Linked DNA regions of Homo sapiens: region 1 is linked to region 2. A link is a loop called in an ENCODE intact Hi-C map of the cell type or tissue named here. Cell type or tissue: spleen. All regions are shown on one strand.

Evidence for each region. Peaks named below come from ENCODE experiments on the same cell type or tissue, not always from the same donor. Only the 100,000 strongest peaks of a DNase experiment are listed, where the experiment ranks them.
Region 1: it touches region 2 in a loop (6-fold over the local background); 56 of 110 quality-filtered maps call a loop at or near these places.

Annotation. Positions count from the first base shown.
Region 1 is chr15:41,810,094-41,812,593 of GRCh38, forward strand. It overlaps MAPKBP1 (mitogen-activated protein kinase binding protein 1), which reads left to right. Exons shown (of 31, transcript NM_014994.3): 4 at 790-852; 5 at 1,085-1,142; 6 at 1,864-2,034; 7 at 2,423-2,500. Among named protein-coding and RNA genes, the nearest start is that of JMJD7, 17 kb to the right of the region's middle. In spleen, CTCF peaks have their summits at 1,520 (motif pointing left) and 1,720; a DNase peak (open chromatin) is centred at 1,508; H3K27ac peaks cover 431 bases.
Region 2 is chr15:41,602,491-41,604,990 of GRCh38, forward strand. No RefSeq gene overlaps it. Among named protein-coding and RNA genes, the nearest start is that of TYRO3, 45 kb to the left of the region's middle. In spleen, CTCF peaks have their summits at 1,539 (motif pointing right) and 1,741; a DNase peak (open chromatin) is centred at 1,561; H3K4me3 peaks cover 714 bases.

The DNA.
Region 1 (2,500 bases), 210 kb after region 2:
ACGTGGGTGCACACGTGAGAGGCCTTACATCTTAAGGCACACATGCTTGATACACGTGTGGCCCCAAGCCTGTGAACGGGCTGTGCACCCGAGGCCTGCTTTGCCCAAATCACATTTCTTCTTCCCTCCTACACCCCTTCCTGGGGTATGCACAAGGGCTGCGGGATGGCCTGTGTCCCTGCTGCCCTTTGTGGGTATGGCCAGAGATAGAGCTGGTATTTAGGGGCCTGGCTGGGGGGACAGGCTTCCAGGGAACCCTTTCACCCTCATGGGGCTACAGAGATAGTTCCTCTTGGGTGGGGAAAAGGAGCAAGAACAGGTTGCCAGGAGAAAGCAGTGGAGGCTGGGCACGGTGGCTTATGCCTGTAATCCCAGCACTTTGGGAGGCAGATCACTTGAGTTCAAGAGTTTGGGACCAGCCTGGGCAACGTGGCAAGATCCCGTGTCTACAAAAAAAAAAAAAAAAAAATACAAAGATTAGCTTGCATGGTGGCACATGCCTGTGGTTCCAGCTACTAGGGAGGCTAAGGTGGGAGGATTGCTTGAACCTGCAAGTTGAGGCTGCACTGAGCCATGTTTGCACCACTGCACTCTGGCTGGGATGACAGAGTAAGATCCTGTCTCAAAAAAAAAAAAAAAAAAAAAAGAAAAGGAAAAAAACAGTGGAGCCCTTCTGAGCTCTTTCTACCCAGCTCCCTCTGCCGGGTGACTGGAAGTCCTGGGTGGCCTGGAGGGCTCCTGGGGGAGCTGTGGTTTGCTGCTGAGCCTGTTGTCTGCTCATCTCCTCAGGTGTGTGGTTGTGTTGTTCAATCCCCGGAAACACAAACAGCACCACATCCTCAACAGTTCCAGGTAAATGGGCTGGGGTCCTCAGGATACCTCTTCCTTCTGGGAGCTATGAGAAGGGCACTGTCTAGAGTCTCTATGGCTCTGGGGGCTGGGACCTGGTTGGGTCCTAAAGCCAGATGGGGAAGTGCCACATGTGCCATTGGTGTCTGCTGGTCTCACCTTTTGAGAGGCTGGGAGGGGGCTAGGCTTAGGCCAGGCTGCCAGTGCCCCTCTGAGCCTGCCCCATCTCTTGCAGGAAAACCATCACTGCCCTTGCCTTCTCCCCTGATGGCAAGTACTTGGTCACTGGAGAGGTGAGTGAGGAAGAGGGCTGGCAGTACTGTAAAGAGGGCAGGTGTCCTGGCCTCCGCAGAGAGCTGCGGTCCTAGGCCTGCTGTCACTTTGGCTTCTGAAACAGACACCAAATCCTGGTTTTCGCTATACCTTAAAATAGTGGTTCTCAAGCTTTAGTGTACATCAGAATCACTTGGAGGGCTTGTGAAAGCACACATCACTAGCCTGGTCCTCAGAGTTTCTGATTCTGTAGGTCTGGGATGGGAGTCTGAAATGTGCATTTGTAACAAGTTCCCAGAGAGTGCTGATCCTGCTGGTGAAGGAAGCGTGCTTTGGAAACCACTGCCTTAACTATTCCTTACCCCCGGGGGCCCCCTGCTGGGCTCAGGAGGAACGCTTCTGTCCTGGCGGCGTAGTCTTACTAGGGGCAGAAATAGACCTGAGTGGTAGTGGCTCTCAATGCCGGCTGCCCATCAGAACCATTCAGGGAGCTTTGAACAACCTGAAGTACAGACGGCCACCCAGAGATGCTGACTAAAATCCGGGGCCACTTTCTTCCTGGTAATCACTGTTGCCCTCAGATCTTTATCATATTTCCTCTATACCCTGCCCTGACTTTTGGCTGGGGAAGTGATGGTATCTAGTAGCTGAGGAGGCGAGGGCCCCGCTCTGGAAGACGAAGTGGGGCTGTATGCCTGTGGAGAAGTCAAGAACTCACTTCCAGTTCTTGCCTCCCTGCAGAGTGGGCACATGCCTGCCGTGCGGGTTTGGGACGTGGCAGAGCACAGCCAGGTGGCCGAGCTGCAGGAGCACAAGTATGGTGTGGCTTGTGTGGCCTTCTCTCCTAGCGCCAAGTACATTGTCTCTGTGGGCTACCAGCATGACATGATCGTCAACGTGTGGGCCTGGAAGGTGAGTGGCTGGGTGGGGTGGCCTGGCAGCCTCACAGGGGTCAAGTGTCAGCTGGGGAGGCAAGAGACTGCTGACCTGCACTGCTCCATTCCACCCCACTGAACCATTCTCATTCTAGAAAGTTATTTGAAGCAGAAAAGAGCAACTGTGTGGCCAAGCATGTTGGTTGAAGGGGCTAGCTTTATGCCTTCAAAGACTTCTGCAGGAAACGAATCTTTTCAGCTCCTCTAGAAAGGGATTATTTCCCTACCCCTCTTTTTCTGGCCAGTAAATTCTGGAAAGAAACACTTTGTCAAGTACAAATTCTAATTCTCCTCCATTCTCTGAGTCACTGTCTTCTTAGCTCCAAGAGACAGAGCCTTGATTCTTCCTTTGGCATCCCCTCCAGAAAAACATTGTGGTGGCCTCCAACAAGGTGTCCAGTCGGGTGACAGCAGTGTCCTTCTCTGAGGATTGCAGCTACTTT
Region 2 (2,500 bases):
AAAACTTTCCATTCCTCAGTATGATAGTCAGAGAGGATGCTATTAGTATGTTTTCAGAAATTCCTTTTTTTTGAGACAGAGTTTCGCTCCATGCTGGAGTGCAGTGGAGTGATCTCAGCCCACTGCAACCTCCGCTTGCCGGGTTCAAGTGATTCTCCTGTCTCAGCCTCCAGAGTAGCTGGGATTACAGGCGTGCCCCACCATGCCTGGCTAATTTTTGTATTTTTAGTAGAGATGGGGTTTCACCATGTTGGCCAGGGTGGTCTCAAACTCCTGACCTCAGGCGATCCAACCACCTCACCCTCCTAAAGTGCTGGAATTACAGGTGTGAGCCACTGCGCCCAGCCTGTTTTCAGAACTTCTTTATCTCCTAGGCCAGCCAGAAACATTAGTGAGAACTTGGAAAACAACTGCTGCATGTCTGGGGTTGACATAACGTCTGTTCCCTCAGTGGGTCTTATCTTCTGCCCTGTGAACAGTGATCCACCTCATGTATTCACAATTCACAGTCTTGCTCTTCCTTTCATTCAGGTAGGCAGGTAGTCTCAGGCCAAACTTCCCAAAGGTTATGAATTCAGGTTCTGGATTCCCATCTAGAATCAGTCTACTTGGGTCCGGAACATTTGGAGCCCATGTAAATACTGAGTGTGTGTGTGGTGTGTGTGTGTGTCTGTGTAGGGAGGATGAACTTGAAAATGCTATGGAAATAAATAATGGAGTAGCAAGGAGGACGTTCTGTCTGATTACAGTAAAATAATTCTAAATTAATAGGAGACGGGAATAGGAAAGGTGACTAAGAGAAAAGCTAATTTCTGATAGAAACTTAGGGAGCAAAACCTATGTAGCTAAGCAGCGGCTAAGAGGGAATGAGACATGATATAAAACCTGAAGAAGAGGCGTCCTGGTTTTAGCTTAGCCCAAGGGCAAAAGTAATAGGAGAATAAAACAGACTTCTACAATCTGTAGATTTCTTCTTGTTCTGCTAGAAAAGACAGAGTTGGTGGGGGACAGTGGGGTGTTTAGGACTATATGGAACCTTCTTGAAACACATACAGATAGCTTAAGGACAGACAGCATGACCACAAGTCTTCAATCTGTCATTAACTTGCACGTGTGGGTGTGTGACATCTACCTCTGACTGGAAACAGCAATTAGAAGGCGGCTTTCGTCTCTTAGAAGAGTGCCTGTTCCTATGTGAGGAGCACCCAGGACTTCAGCTGGATGACAGTGGGAAGCTGTTGATGTAGTGGCTTTGACAGCTTCAACTCATGTCTGCTTTGGTGTCAGACACTCCTGATCTTTCCCGAGCTTTCACGCAGTACAGTAGGAAAAACTGTAGGCTTCTCTTCTCAGTAAAGGACTAGATATTGCCACTCATCACTCTTCTTAAGTCTATCCACTAAGAGTGAAGAAGCATGTCAGAGCTTACCCATCGGTCCTGAACTGACCTCCTCTGGAGGTCTCTCAGTTGGCCACAGTTTAGCTCTGTGTCCTCATCACTATGAGGAATTAGTCTTCCCTTCGCATCCACCAGGAGGAGGTAGAGGGCATGCCCGTTTGGGTGATGCCAGGACCGGCGCGCTTCACAGGGGTTTGTAAGCACCCCCTCAACCTCCCTTCCTTTTCCTGGCAGCAAATAGCAGAGGTTAGTGAGCATCAGCCTTGTCTCCCTGAGTGGGGAGGAGGGAAATGGGGGAAGGGAGACAGCATATCAAAATGCACTTCCAAAATGAAAATGAAGACAAAAAAGAAGAAAAAATGATTTCTGTGGCACATGGTGCTACTGAGGGAGAGGTGATGACAGCCTCCTCCCATTTCAGGAACAGTTCCCAGCGTTGTCTGTAGGCGGATTCACATGACACATTCTTAAACCCAATTCCATTCTGTGTTGCGTTTGCTCCTTGCTCACATCTCAGGAACAATGTATCTCTACATCTTTGTATCTAAGTTTGATTCTGAATGGATTGTCTAGCTGAATATCCCGGCTGCCCCGCTTGTAATGAATTTGTGCCAGTACTTAGCCTTTTGAGTCATGAAACCCCATCAACCCAGCTCTCTGCATCTGCACATGACCTGGAATGCCTGGAGAGTTACTAAGAAGTTGGAAGTTCTTCACGATGTCTCGATGTGAAAAAATACAAATGCATATTGCTGGAGGAAGTAATACCAATGATGCAAATTTGCCTGGAAACTATTCTGAACCCAGCTGTCCTTCCTGGAAAATGAAATTTTGGTTGCGGCATTTTTTGATTGATGTCTCTACATGAGGAGGTTTTTGGCTTTTTAGTGTTGCTGCTTTTCTGTTCTCACTCCTCTAAGAATCTTTGCCAAAATACCACTGACATTTGAGGAAGAGAATAGAGACAGTTTGGTTTCTTACTTGTAAATTCCTCTGTTTCCTTGGTGATGTAAATAATTATGTAATATATAAAAAGTTTTTAGCAAATTCAAATTTTGGTTTGAAAAAAACAGGTTTTGTTACCTGTGGTAAAGTCTAGAG